2 separate regions of the Homo sapiens genome follow, and region 2 is linked to region 1. The links are chromatin loops, found by intact Hi-C in ENCODE. Cell type or tissue: heart left ventricle. All regions are shown on one strand.

Region 1 (8,000 bases):
TCCAATCCCCATTTTTCCCAGGGTGATGTTGTAACTGCAGGAACTTGACTAGTGTTGTGGCAAGGAGGTTGGAGGAAATGTGGTCCCTGAGTCCTGTGTCCATGGAGGCCCCCCCCGGGGCATCTGCTGAGCCTGTCCACAGGCATGAGGCTCTCTTTGCCCTGCGCTGAGATGCAGAGGTGACGTTCTTTCTGCTGCTCCCATGAGGCTCAGCACCACCTGCAAACCCTCTCTGGGGTCTTGACTTCTCAGGACTCTGTCCAGGAAAATGTTCAGGATCCCCCTCAGCCAGCTTCCCTGGGATTTAATTCCCAGTCTTGAGGAGCATGTTTTTTCTAGACACCAGTGGAGGAAGTTCTTTTCCATTCTTGAGGTTTTTCCCTGAGAGAAACTTCCTGTACTTTCTGGTTTGCCTTGGAGGCACCTGACGATAGCTTAGTGGGTCGAGGCTTCGGGAAGCCAAGGTAGAGGCAGCTCCCCTCTGCCTTCTAGATTTTCACAACTGCGCTGTCTCACCCTGAGGCAAAGCAGAGCAGGTGAGAGAAAAGAAGGAAGATTTACCAGGAGAGATTTTCAAAACCGGTTAATACTATTTCCAATAAAATCTCAAAAATGTTATTCTACCATATCAAGATGTCCATAGTTTTTATTTCTGCAGAAGTTCCAAGTTTGCTCATAGAACAGTTTGTGTGTGGCTCCAATAGGTGCTGCAGAAAGTATGCTTCCAGATTTACATCCGCTGCCCCAGCCTGCGCCTGTCTCTCTTTACGGCAAGTCCCTGAGGCAGCAAAGGGGTAGATATGCTATAGCTTGGTGGGAAAGCCTCTATCCATAGAATTTTGAGCTAAACCCATCAGCCACAAGCCCAAACACCACTTCACTTCTGTGGTTAAATCCACCACGTAACATCCTTCAGGCTACAGTCCCTTGGGAGCCTCACGGTGTATCTGTGTCACACCTGCCCCCATAAATGGAATTTACTAGGCTCTGAGAGAACAAAAACAAGAGGCAAAGCCTCAGTCCTCAAACAGCTTACAGCATGGGCGAAAAGGACACACCTTATGTGTTTCAATATAAGAAAAGGAGTTCGATTTTGAACACACACTATATTAGCTGATTGCAGAAATTTCTGGAAATATAGCCATTAAGATGTAGGTGATAATTCAACACGGATACAGGACAAGATTATACTACTGAAAATAGTGAACGAACATCTTGAATATTCCCTGTGTCCCATGTGGTGTCCTAATATCTTCACATCCATCCTCTTTTTAACAAGGTTGCTGTTATTATTATCACCTTAATTCACAAGCAAAAAACGAAAAACAAAGATGGAGGAACTTGCAGTTGGGGGTCAAGGAAAGGCTGATGGCTCCAGATCCGTGGCCTAAGCAGAAGGCTTTTCCCCTGGTGTGTCTCCACCACGTGGTTGTGAAGGAACCAGCACCATCATTTGTCTTCTGGATGATCTCACGGCACTGTGTGCGTGTGGTCCCTAGTTAGTGTCATTAGCTGACTCCCCAAACCTTCCTGGGATGTGGCTGTGAAATTTTATCTTAGAACTTCAGTTTAATTCCATAAACTTTTGTTGAATATCTACAGAAGGTATAGAAGTGAGGATGGGATTCAAAGATAAACCAGACACGAACCCAAGCCATGGGACATTGCTAATTGGAATAGAAAACTGCAACCAGCTTGGTGCTGCAGTGCAGGTACTGAGAACCTCTGGGCTCCTGGTGAGGCTGCAAGACCAAATCCAAGAATACGGGCAGCCTCTACGAGGGGCTGACTCACCCCACAGACTCAGTGGAAAAAGTGCCCAGGACCCACGACAATTTTAGGGCCCCCAAAAGTGTTTTCTATTTTACATACAAAAATTAACCAGGTGTGGTGGCACATGCCTGTAGTCCCAGCTACTCGGGAGGCTGAAGCAGGAGAATCTCTTCAACCCAGGAGGCAGAGCTTGCAGTGAGCCGAGATTGCACCACTGCACTCCAGCCTGTGCGACAGAGCAAGACTCCGTCTCAAAAGAAACAAAAACAAAACAAAAAGTGTTTTTTATTTTCCATTAAAATCAGAAGAAAATGATGAATATAATACAATAATAATAATAAACCCACCATGAATTATATTTGTCTTATATCAACACAGTCATAAAAACAATATCTATTGAATGGGTACAATGTACTGATGTGATAGATGTACCGAGTCCAGACTTCACTACTATGGCAATATATCCATGTAAAAAAATTGCACTGGCACCCCTTACAAATACAAATATGTATTTATTTAATGAACAGAGGAAGGAGCCCATGAAAGCAAAATTGCCTAGATCCCGGGAAAGTCACCATGTGGCCCTGTAGTGATGGCTAAATATTAGCTATTCAACGCATATGGGATTTTATAAAGTACAGAAAACATTCCTCAGCTCTGAAGTACATACTCCGAAACTGGAGGGAATGTTTTATCCATGATCATAAATGGGGATCCAATATCTCAAGGTCCAACCTTCAGAGGAAAATGATCTTAGAAGCATGAGACATTGCCTTAAAAGCCCAGGGAAAGAAGAAAGGTCCAAATACCAGCATCCCCTTCATGAAACCCAAGCAGCATCACTGTGGAGTTTCTGTGGAGAATCCAGGAATTGCTGGGAAAGGGGCCTGCTTGCTCTCCCTGCGCTGAACGAGGATGTGAGGCAGCAAGAAGCAAAGTCATGCTCTGTAAACAGGCGAGTGTCCGTGGCACTGCTGGGGACTCCAGGAGGAGGCTCAGCCGGCTCACTCGCTGAAATGTCACTGCTCGTCAGTGGGCACAGGAGGCCTCGGTGGCTGCTGGCTGGGGAAGCGGGCTGGTGGTGTACGTCAGGGCCTCCCACCTTCGACAGCCCAAGCTGGCCAGTCGCCTCAGAAGGGGTGCCGAAGCTGGGGCCCAGAGCGTTGGTTGGCCTCAGAGACACTCGATTGTGCAGAGTGGGATGCAAGCTCCTGTTAGCACCCAGGTGGTGGGAGGACAAGCTCTGGAACCCAGAGATTTAGGGAGCCCGGCCCAGAGATGGCACCTGCTCCTCAAATCTCCTTCCAGAAGTGATCCTGGATTTTAAGCTTCTTTCAAAGCCATTACAAGGACTTGTTGGAATGGGGTGAGGGCAGCTTAGCCAACACCCATGAAGGCTAAGATTAGACAGTGACTCATGCTTGCAAACGCTGACCACCTCCACCTCATACCTGAAGTGCAAAGTGACATTTCTCACCCTTTCCGCAAATAAATCTTTCCTGTGCAGTGTTCTCTAAGGACCTCAAGGCCTGTCAAGGACTTGGCCCCTAGCTCATTGAAACCACAGTGGATTGCCAAATTTTGCAGATGTTTGCACTGACTGCTTTATGTTTTGTAATATCCCAGAGCTGTTCCCAAGTGATGCTCATCCATTCACCAAGTTAATGCTTAATAAGAATGATCTACAAAGGGTGACAGCTCCAAAAGATGACGAGAGGGAAATAGCCTTCAAGGAGAATGGACGAGCAAAATAAATAAATAAATACAGCCCTGCCTCCACAGACTGAGGTGCAGAAAAGGGAACTCGTGTGTAGCAATTCCTAGGAAAAAAAAAAAAACAAGAAGGACAACAGTGTTTATTTATGAACATGGGCATGTTTGTGTTTCTCAGGGGGGCTGTGAGACCCCGGCAGGGCTTGGCGTGCTGGCGCTGGACTCAGGTGGAGATGAAATGTATAGATGGACCAAGGTGAGCTCTTACAAAAACATGGATCAATTTGATAGCTAAAAAGGGTCAGTTCCCAGAGCAAGAAAAGTTTAACTATGGAGGAAGCACACTGATCCCAGAGCTATAGAAATTGAATAACAATTCCTACTTTTCAACCTGGATAATCTCATGTAATGTTAGAGAAAAATCCTGAAGTCACCGGTGTCAGTGTCTCTACAACAAGATAGAAAGATTGGGGATGTTCTGAAGGTCAACCAACAATTTGGTGGCAGGTCTGGGATGAACAGGCAGGTCTCTATTCCTTTTCAGTGGTTTTTGACATGTAAAGTGCTAAATGTCTTCACAGTTACAATGTATTGCATGTTTTACATATATTGTGTCTATCTTCACTTCAGTCCTACAGGAGTGGTATTATTCTCTTTATTTAAAGATGGCAAAATTAAGGCTCGGGGAGAGATTAAGCAACAGACCCAAGGTCACAGTTTATTCAGCAAATATTAGGCCTCTATTTTGTGCTAGGCCTGGGGTTTCCCAGATACCAGGCAGAGTGAGCACAGTTCAGAAGAAGAAACTCCTGAAAGGTCTCAGCCGAAACAACCTGTATTTTAAAGAATTTTTCTCTCAAAGGATAAAACAAGCATTTGGTGCACCATGGTTTTTTGTGCTAACAGGCTGAATTCCATGTAGAAATGAGAGAAATGCTGAAATTGTTTGGAAGGATTGCAGATGTACGCAGGGTTCATTTTATTAATTAAGCAGGCCTGGATGCTAATTCAGTTGCTATGCACCAGAGCTCCCGGGAAATGCATGCCGAGGCAGAAAGACATACACAGAAATCTTTAAAGAGATTTGTATGTAATGCAGGTAGGAATTTTGGAGGATGGGAGGTGTCACGTGGCTGCACATGTTTTGCAGCACAGAATCCAGTTGCTTAAAAGTTGTGCCTGTGGTCTGTGCCATCCCCAGCCACACACCAGCTGGAGGGATACATATCACAGTAAGAAAGCAGTTTTTTGTGTGACTCTGGACCTACCCACTTTGCAGGAATCCCAGGCTGCCTCAGCTTCCCCCCAGCTCATCATATGGCCCAGGGGTTTGAGTGAGCTTGCTACCTCCGGGTACGCACCAGGCTCCTGCCTGCGCCAGCTGCAGCTGCTTCCTCTCCCTGGGAAGCTGCTGGTGCTGCTGAGGCCTGCCATCCCCCTCCAGCTGGAAGCTGCCCTGGCTGACCTTTGGCTGCCCTGTCCCTGTCCCGCTGCAGAGACTGGCCTCAGGGGTAATCCTGTCTTTAACACACCACCTCCTCTCGCCCAGAGGTCACAGAAGACTGCATCCAGAGCTGGCCTTGTCTGGAGGAGGTTTTAATGAAACAGTTCTTCTATTTATTTGTGTTGCTGCCTCTGTTGCCCGGGGCCATGGTATGGGTTCCCAAGGGGGGACGCTGAGGTTTGGGGGAGGACACTCAGAGGGGACAGCAAGCTTTCTCCCCAGTCACCTAGCCCCTGACACTGACCTGCTGTCCTTGCACCAATCCTGTGGCCTTTCTCCTGTTTTTCTCCCAGTCGAATCCTAGGTTGAATACAGTTTCATTTGCACCCTGCAACACTCACTAAAAGCAAACCGGTTTTCCCAAATGTTCACGATTCCACCAGAGGGAAAACAAAGGTCATTCAGTCATATGGAATCTGATTAACACAAAGCTCCAGACACGCACTCCTGGATTAAATGCTTTCTTAAGCCACTCCTGCCCCGGGGACAGCAGGAGCTATTTTAACTGTGGTGGAAGACCCAGCGGTTTGCTGAAGTTGCCCAGTGGGATGCATTTAGTATCCATATTTCAAGGCAGCTTTCCTAATGCTATTTTCACATTATGCATTTTTAAAGAATGAAACTATTGCTTGGATTTATAAGGAAAGGAATAGAAGAACCAATTTTATACATTGGAATAAAAGATTTTAAAAATTACTTTTAACAAGAATCAGGTTTACTGATGTCTAACTTACATATAATAAAATTCATCCTTTTTAGTGTACAATTTGGCAACAAATATAGTGCCACCACTGCAATCAAATTTTCAGCCCCTTCTCTCCACCCCGTAAAAAAGTTTCCTTGACCAGGAGCCATGGCTCATGCCCGTAATCCTATCATTTTGGGAGGCCGAAGGGAGAGGATCGCTTGAGGCCAGGAGTTCAAGACCAGCCTGGGAAACATAACAAGATCCTGTCCCAAGGAAGAAAAAAAGCTTCCTGTGACCCTTTGCAACGAACCTTCCACCCTGCAACCTCCAGCCCCTGGCAACCGTCGATCTGTTTTCTGGCCCTGTAGTTTACCTTTCCCAGAATATCATATAAATGGAAGCACATACTTATAGAGTCTCTTGTGTCTGGCTTGTTTCACACAGGGGACGCCTTTGAGGCTCATCCACATTGCTGCACGTATCAGCAGCTGATTTCTTTTTGCTGTTGAGTCGTATTTCCTTATATGGGCGTGCTGCAATTTGAATATCCTTTCACCAGTAGATGGATGTTTAGATTGTTTCCAGTTTTTAGCTGTTAAGAATAAAGCTGCTGTGAACTTTGTGAGGACATATGTTTTCATTTATTTGGGGGTAAACACCCATTAGTGGGATTGCTGGGTCATTTGGCAAGTATATGTAGAACTTTTTTTTTTTTAAGAAAGGGGGAGTTTAGGAATGTTGCTGGGTGGTTCATACAGGAAGTGAAATATCAGAGTGATGAGTTTGAAGAGTCAGCTCAGCTCTGGGCTCCATGGTGCCTTTCAAGACCTCTACCCATGGCCTTGCTGTGAGTTGGTAGACTTACTTTATTGCATCGTTGGTCTAGACACAAAGGAAGGGGCAGATCAGTTTCATTCTTAGGTGTTTCCACCTCTTACCAGCGGCATGGCCTCGGGCAAGTACTTGAGCTCATTGCGCTTCTGTTTCCTCAGCTGTAAAGTGAGCATTCCAGCAGGGATGCTGTGAGGGTGTTTTGTTCTTTACTGTGTACTCCAAATGCAGCCAGGAGGATTTTTTTTTTTTTAAGTATACAAGTGAAAAGTGTAGAACAATGCCTGGCACATAGCAAGTACTCAATAAACACCACCAGTTTAAAGTCAGAATCAGCACTAGAATTTCAAATGAAAAAGATTGTGGCAGAGCTCATTTGTCTTCCTAGAAAGCACTGATATTTTTAATTAAATATGCTCACCAGATGACATGAAGAATGTGTTCATTCATTCATCACTTCTTTACTGAGTGCCTGCTGTGGGCCAGGTGAGGAGGCCCTGTCCCGATTCCTACAGAATTTATAGTTCAGGAGGAGAGAGAGGTAGAATGAAAGGCCTGTGTTATAAGTAATTACAAACTCCTCCAGTAAGTACATCAAAAGAAAAGGACAGGGGGCTTGCAAAGAACATCCAACGGGAGAAGTCATGCCACTAGCACCACCAACCCACCTTGCATGAGTACCGCGCATTGCAGGCTAGAACTTTAGGTCAGTTATTGACTCTGATTGAAGGGAAGTGGAGTCCAGCCCCTCCTGACCTCCTCCCATGATGGCTGGAAAATCATCTCCTCCTTCGTTTAATATTCATCAGCAAACATTTACCTGGCGCCCTTTAAAATCAAACTACCGTCCTAGGCATGGAGGAAACGTACAGGCAGGATGCAACATCGCTTCTCCTGCCAGGGAGTTGACAACATCGTGGAGGATGAGACCAGGCTAATACACAGTGACAGCTCCTCTCCCTGCTGGAACTGCACAGATGAAAAGGATCATGAAACCTTGATGGGTTAACAGTTAAGCACCATTTCCCCGACCCAGATTCACCAAGGGGATGATGCCACTGGAACTCGGGGCACACACTGGCCACCTTTGCGAAATGGGGCCCACAGACCTGGAGGGCCTTCTCCTTGGGGGCCATGAGGAGGGGTGAAATCCCCTGAGTAGGAGGCCGTGGAGCAACAAAAGACCAGGGCTCAGTCCCCCGCTGCAGCCAGATGGTGTTTGCCAGAGATTTCCAGAGGAAACTGAGTGTGAACGAGCAGCAGTCTGTGGTGGAGATATGTAACGTGTCTTGGCAAGTAACAACTGTTTCTGAACATTGGAAAAGGTACTGGCTGCTGAGAAGCCATTCCTGATGTGCAGGAACTAAAGTGTCAGTGGGAACCTCCAGGACTGCTCTTCTCTTGGGGTCTTGGCCGGGTCCAGCCAATGTCAGTGAGTGGACAAATGGTCGAGCTAATATAATCCATAGGTCTTACTTGAGTTCTTACCTC
Region 2 (8,000 bases), 510 kb after region 1:
AACTCATATCTCAAGAAAAATTTTAAAAGATAGCAAGGGATTTCAATGGCCCATAAGCATATGCAAAAAAGAATACTCACCATCATTAATCAATAGGAAAGAAAACATAAAACCAAATGAGATATGGTTACCCACCCATTATAAAGTCTTAAAAAGACTGACAATACCAAGTGCTGACAAGAATATGGAAAAAATAGAACTACACATTGCTGACAGTAATATAAAATGATACTACTACTTTGCACAACAGCTCAGCAGTTTCTCAAATGGTTAAGCATACACTTACTATCCAACCACAATTTTTCTCCTAGTGTTCAGCCATAAGAAATGAAAATTTATGTCCACACCAAGACGTGTTTTCAAATATCTATAGAATCATTATTTATAACTACAACAAAATGGGAAAACCCAGATGGCTATCAACAGGTGAAAAGAAGAGTAGATTATTAATAGCCATATAATGGGATAATACCTACCAATAAAAAGGAATAGACTACTCATAAACAAAAAGATATCGATAAATCACAGATCATTAGGATGAATGAAAGAAGACAGACACCAAAAATAGTATGTACTGTCGATTCTATCTATGTGAAAACCTTGAAAAGGCAAATCTAATTCACAATGTTAAAAAGCACTTCAGTGTTTCCCTGGAGCAGAGATAGGAGTGAATAACAAACAGGGCACACAGAACTTTCGGGGTGATGGGTATATTCTACATCTTGATTGTGGTGGTGGTTATGTGGATGCATAAACTAATCAAAACTCATTAAAATGTATGCTCAAAATGAGTGTTTTTTATTGAGTTTGAACAATATAAACAAATAGTTTCAGTGAAGTTTATCTGAAAACTTCAGGAAAATAGAAACATACAAAATATTCAATTCCTAAGAATAAATCAATTTAGAAACATCTAAGACTTCCACATAGAAAACTAAAAATCATTACTAAAAAAAATAAGAACACCTAAGGAAATGGTAGGAATATATGATAATCACAGTTTGTTAGTCACAGATTGAAAGAGACCTATATAGCCCCACTTGCAATAGATCCAAATACTCCATTACTTATGAAAACCCCAGCAAGTTGTTTTTAAAATGGATACTGACAAACTAATTCTAAATATAAATGTAAATGCAAAGCATCAAGAATACCTCAGACTTTCTTGAGGAAAAATAACAGGGTGAGAAGATCTTACTCAACTCAATATTTATTAAACCTAAGGCTAATTAAGATGGTATGACTTAAAGACAGACAAAGAGATGAGGCAGAGCTGCTTGCTGAACCATAATCAAGTGTATATGAAAAACTAATTTGTGACAAAAGTGACAGAACACAGGGAAAAGAAGTGTCTTTCAAATAAATGGTGCTGGGTCATCTTCGTATACCTATTACTCCTACCTCATTTTAGTCACAAAAAATTCTAAATGGATTACACATCTAAATATAAAAAGCAAAGAATAAAGCAGCCAGAAGGCAAGACAGGGAAAATGTAGACAAAGCATTTACAACACCAAAAGCACTTATAAACCAAAAAATTATAAAGTGAATTTAATTAAAATTTACAACTTCTGTTGATCAAAATAGACCATATTGATAATGATAAGAAAAGCCAGAAAATGGAAGAAGATATATGTATGGCATATAATCTACAAAGGGCTCATTTTCAAAAAATTAATTAGAAAAAGACAAAAAAAAGCCCACAATTTAAAAAAATGGACTAGAGACTTCAACAGGCAAATCAAAAGAAGAAAACAAAAGACCAATGTATTTAAAAAGTATTCAACCTCATTTATTATCAGGAGAATGCAAACTAAAAATACAATGGAATGCCACTATACTTCTGCCAAAATGGCTAAAATGACAGAGACTAAATACTAAGTCCTATCAAAGATATGAAGCAACAAGACCTCTCATAATCAGCTGCTGAGTTAGTAAACTAGTACAACCACTTTTGCAAACCATTTTGCATTATCTAGTAAAACTGAACATATACAAACACTACGAATCAGCAATTACACTCCAAATTATCTAACAAATATGCATATTAATGTGCAGTACACACATGTAATAGTAGTATACTCATAGTAATTATAAGTGGCCTTATCTATATAGCAGTATTATTTGTAATAACTAAGAAATGGAAAATTCCAAATGCCCATCATCAGTAAAATGAATTAATAAATTATGGTATAGACACATAAATAAATAAAAGGAGAATAAATGAATAAACTCGTTATATGCAACAATAGTAGATGAATCTCATAAAAATAATGTTGAACAAAAGAAGCCAGAGACAAAGAAATACATAGGATGTACTTACATTTACATAAAATTCAAAAAGGACAAAACTAGCTTAGTATTAAAAGTCAGGGTAAGGAATTGGAAGAAAAGCAAGAACAGTGACTGGGAAAAAAGTGCAAAGTAGGCGTTCCTGGTGTACAGTCTATTTGTTGACTTTGTTGATGATGAGTGTGTTCATTCTTTCAATAAGCTTTTATATTCTATATTTGTGTTATACTTCTATAAAAACTGTGAATACATACGTGTGTGTGTGTGTGTGTGTGTGTGTACACGTATACACAATCTTACTCCAAGAATGAGGGCCAGTCTCTTCTAGGAATGGTCTTTAATCATGACAGATAAGGTAATGTTTGCTTATTCAAGTTCCAATGATGTTATATATAACATTGTAGATTTATTTTGAAAGTTACTTAGTTTGTTTGTTTATTTGTTTATTTATTTATTTATTTGAGATGCAGTCTCACTCTGTCAACCCAGGCTGGAGTGCAGTGGTGTGATCTAGGCTCACTGCAACCTCTGCCTCCCGGGTTCAAGTGATTCTCCTGCCCTAGCCTCCCTCCCGAGTGGCTGGGATTACAGGCGTGCACCACCACACCCTGCTAAGTTTTGTATTTTTAGTAAAGACAAGGTTTCACCATGTTTTCCAGGCTGGTCTCCAACTTCTGGCCTCAAGTGATCTGCCCTCCTCGGCCTTCCAAAGTGCTGGGATTACAGGCGTGAGCCACCACACCTAGCCTGAAAGTTTATATTTTAAACTTTTTATCACCCCCCAAAGATGCCCAATTTTATCATGTTACCATTTGTACATGTTTTAACCTTTACCGGAAATAGTAACATGCACTAAATGACAGTGAATTACTATACACTATACGACAGTGAACATTTTAAAATCACTGAAGATCTCTGCTTAGATCGAAATATATCATAGATTTTTACATAATAACTAGCCAAAAATATCAGAATTGTGAAATGTAATCACAAAATAATTAACCTTCATTCTCAAGAACTCTTTCTATATTTTTGTATTTTTGTGTACTGTTTCACTACATTTAAAAAGAGTTAAAATGAATAAAAAGTAGTCATGCATACCTCATATTTTCAGCTGAATCTTCTGGCATTGGAGCAACAGTTTGTACAGCTGGAAGGTTTTTGCTAGTAGCACCATTCACAAAACTAGAAGAGGAGGAAGAGGAGGAGGACCCTGAATCCACGGCACCTGTTCCCAAAATAATAATTTTTAGCCTTAAACATAAATTTATTTAAAAAAATTTTAATTACACCATTACTATCTGATTTTGAAAGAATTACTCATCAGATTTTCAAAACCGAATTTGACAATTAATCATTTGGCCATTAGTAAGTATGCTAATGAACATAATTTTATATAACAGATGTTGCATTGAAATCTAATTGATTTACTTACATTAATCTAACAAAACTACATACTACAAATGGGGTATAAATAAAAAACATCAAGAAATGAAAAAATTTTTCGATAAAATGATGCTGATAAAACAATGCAAACTTAGGGGTGAAAAACTTATCTTTTTATAGCTACATTGTAATATTTTTGGTTTTCATCATTTAAGACATAGTTTGGAGTGAACTATCTGAGCGTAAATTTGTGGCACTGAAGCATCTAATGCTCCTTTTGATAAGATCACTGCTTAAGAAGGGCTATAATGAGTTACATTAGTACCTGGTCTTAAAATAATGAGTCTTCCCTCAATGATATAAAGATGCCATTTTAGTAAAGATTTTTCTATCATATGCCACGTAAGTATATTAAGTAGCTGTGGAGTTGAGGGACATCTAGTGTTCCTAAATATTATTATCTTATACTAATTCCCATAAAACTGAATTGCTTACTGGGATTTCCACTATAACATTTTATAGCACCTATGTGCCAATATTTGAAATGAACAGTATGCCCAGTCTTTAGCTGTTGGCTCACAATTTATACACACACACATACACACACACACACACACTTTTAAGAAGTTTATCACTTACATTTTTCTCATTATAATATTATATACTTTATATTATCATCAAAACTCTTGCTACCATCACTTTCCATATTATTAATTCTTAAAATAGAAATTAAAAAGAAAACATCATGACTTGTCTCATATAAAAATAAAAAAGGTGATTTCATTTTGCATTTGCCTAACTCCTAACAAGAATAAGGACTTTATTCATATTTTTAAAACCTTTACACTTTTAACGTATATACTTTAGTAAAAGAAAAACAGTTTTACTCCTATTTCTAGAAAGCTGAATGAGTATAAAGAATGAAACTCTAATACTGGAAAGACTTTAAAGTCTTCAGACAAGCCAGATAGAAATATCTATTTATAATACAGGTAAACAATAGATGGTCTATTCTTTGACACAATGCCATTAATGACATTCATTTGCCAATATAAATATTCTTAATAGAGTACATTCTACTTACTACAACCCCATAAATGTGTTGTTCATGATATGTCAGACTCAGGTGGTATGATAAACAAGATAGATACAGAAAGCACAAAAAAGAGCTATGAAATTAATAAAAATGGGAAGAATCTAAGTAATGATAATAAATGGAAAAGTTCAAGGCTATACAGTTTGGAGAAGAGAAGACTACTATAGTCAGGGAAGAAAAGTCAGGGATCATCTTGCGCTGTATAAATACCTAAAATGGAATCACAAAGATTTGGGTAAGGATTTATTTAGCTAATAATCAACAGGAACATTTCTGGAAATTTACAAAAAAAAAAGGTTATTTTAGGCAGACTTTTAATATTTGTAATTGATTTGAAATTTTTTGTTCCTAGATTCATTAGGAATTTGTTGGGCAATGAATTGGATCAAGTTATAATCTATGTATATGAATTAATTCAACGTCAAACAATGGTTCTTATTCACATGCACTTTTTATCAAGTTGAGGCGCTTGCATATCGTCAAGGTTCTTAGGGGAGCTCTGCCTCCCTTAGGGGATTTAGCAAAGAATATATATTAGAACTCAACCAATCATGTCCCCAAATCTACTTTCTGTCACTAACATTTTTAGTACATCTTGATATTCTTGATACATTTTACTGATTTTTACATATCAAACTTCAGTGTTCAAATTATCCTTTGCTTCTGCTCCCCAAATATCTTTCAGTAATCTGATTTCACTCTGAAAATAAACAGCACTGTTTTGAGAAGACTCAAAACCAATACTGTCCTCTAAAATGACCACTAAAAAATGCACTCTACAACTACAGACAAATTCTAAAAGTCATAACATAAAATATAACCTTCTTAAAAATTAAGATAATCTTAAATGATTAGGGTATTTTAATTTTTAAGATCAAATAAGCAGAAAAATGATACAGAAAACATAAAAAGATGAGTATCACAAAAATATGTAAGTACAATACCTGTTGTATTAATCATACTTTTTGGTGTAGCTCCAGTAGCAGCAAATATATTAGAGGTACTGCCTGTTGGCAGCCCACTTCCAGCAGTAGTGGCTCCCACAGTGGTTACAGCTAAACTACCTGGAGGTGGTTTCTTTACAGGCACCACAACACTCCTGCAAAGAAATGAAGGATTGAAAATAACAAACATGAGGTTGAAGATGAATTATAATCCTGCTGCAACAGATATACATAGTCAACATCGAATTTCTCCCTCTCTTCTTTTAATTAAAAAAAAATTTTAAACTCCTTAGTCCAGCTTTGTCAGTGGAAAGGATATGGACATTAAGGATATATTATAAAGTGTGTTGCCTAATTGATTTGGCCAACATTTTTGAAGACTTAGGAGTCTGCAAACCTTTCTTAAGATGGCAAATGGACTGTGATCATAAATCTGGGAATATTAAGAAATTTGTGCTAAAGTTAGGAGATTTTGCCTTTGCACATAGAATTTTTGGCAAAATATACATAAAAAATGTCCATCTTACCCATATCACATTCTCCATGTTTAAAATATTCATAAATATGTAAAAACATAAAACATTTGAATGCCAAATTCTTTTTTTGTTTTTTGATTTTTTGTTTGTTTGTTTTTTTGAGACAGAATTTCACTCGGTCACCCAGGCAGAGCACAGTGGTGCCATCTCGGCTCACTACAATCTCTGCCTCCTGGGTTCAAGTGATTCTCCCGTGTCAGCCTCCCAAGTAGCTGGGATTACAGCTACGTGCCACCACACTCAGGTAATTTTTGTATTTTTAGTAGAGACGGGGTTTCACTATGTTGGTCAGGCTGGTCTCAAACTCCTGACCTCAGGTGATCCATCCACTTGGCCTCCCAAAGTGCTGGGATTACAGGCGTGAGCCACCGTGCCCAGACTTTAAATGCCAAATTCTAAAGCTTCTTCATAGTAAAGCTGAAAATTAAACCAAGGAATAATAAATAAACTTCTAAGAGCACAATAAAGTTATGCTTTATTTTTCTGAACAAAATTGAGTTGCTTTTATAGTAGGAATATTATTAGAATGAAAGAGAACAGAGATGATAGAGAGACATTTGGTTAGAAGTTTATTTCACTTTTGAGCCTTGGTTTCTTTAACAGAGGAGTTCAACATTTCCCCAGGTTTCTTTAGCGTATTTTAAATGTATTTCATTTAAAAATTTCTGAATTTGACATTGTGTTAAGGTTAAATGACAAATAAATATGGATATTAGTCAGTTTTTAAAAATGTATAAAGAAACTACTTCTCTAACTTAATAAATATCTAAATTTTCTTGCAGTAAAGGTTCATTCTTCTCAAAGTTTATAGCACTGCAAACTTCATTTAGCAAATATCTTCCAAACCTTACTCAACCATCACAGAATTTATTCATCTACAAATAGATTTATGATCTATTTTAATCAAATGTAATGCTTGGAAACTGGTAACTGACAGTACTAAAATATCCAACTTGATTTACATCTTTTTAATGCATCTCTATTTCATACTTACTCAATGAAAAAAATCTACCTAAAGAAAACTACATCAATGGTCCTTTCTCAAATAAGTTTGTTGCTTAAACTTCCTTAATATCAACACTTTTTTTTCCACAAATAAGTGGTTTTGTTAATATCTTCAGTGACTTCTTTAATGTTAATAATCTATATTTGTAATAATTATTATTCTTAATTTTAGAAATACTTAAAACATTTTGTATAATACCTTAATATAATTAAGGTATTATAATCTTAAATAGTTTTACTCATGCCAAAAAATTTCTTCACTATCTCCTTCTAGGTACTTTCTTCTTTTCTCTTTAAGCATGTTGGTGTCAAATTCTTTAGACTCAACCTTTAATTCTCAACTATCTATCTAATTACCTAAAGCACACATTATGCCTTCATTCCCTATATTGGCAAGTCCTCATCTAATGCCTTCGTTTATTTCATTGAGAGGTAGTGTGACATTGCAGAAAAGAATATAAGATGTGGACTATATTTCAAAACTAAGGCTTGAAAACTGGACCACTCTCAAACTGTATGATCTTACATTTTTTTGAGTGTAAAATCGTAAGACTAATGCTACCTCCTTCGCATACAATTGGGGAGATTAAATGAGATCATATTTAAATGGACTTTGTCAATTATGAAGTGTATTATAAATGTTAATAATCATTACCACTGTCTAAAGTGAAATATATTTTTGTCTATGAGATATAAGGCATCTACTTATAATGATCTACATAAAAATCAACAGAAAAAAGG

What was found. Peaks named below come from ENCODE experiments on the same cell type or tissue, not always from the same donor. Only the 100,000 strongest peaks of a DNase experiment are listed, where the experiment ranks them.
Region 2: a loop joins it to region 1, with 5 times the contacts of the local background. A loop is called at or near these places in 23 of 110 quality-filtered maps.

The regions. Positions count from the first base shown.
Region 1 is chr13:35,711,710-35,719,709 of GRCh38, reverse strand. No RefSeq gene overlaps it. Among named protein-coding and RNA genes, the nearest start is that of LINC00445, 18 kb to the right of the region's middle. RefSeq lists an enhancer at 6,194-6,909. In heart left ventricle, no CTCF peak of the experiment used is centred here; DNase peaks (open chromatin) are centred at 2,814 and 4,949; H3K27ac peaks cover 443 bases.
Region 2 is chr13:35,206,573-35,214,572 of GRCh38, reverse strand. It overlaps NBEA (neurobeachin), which reads right to left. Exons shown (of 59, transcript NM_001385012.1): 32 at 5,719-5,873; 33 at 3,394-3,520. Among named protein-coding and RNA genes, the nearest start is that of MAB21L1, 270 kb to the left of the region's middle. In heart left ventricle, a CTCF peak has its summit at 4,101; no DNase peak of the experiment used is centred here.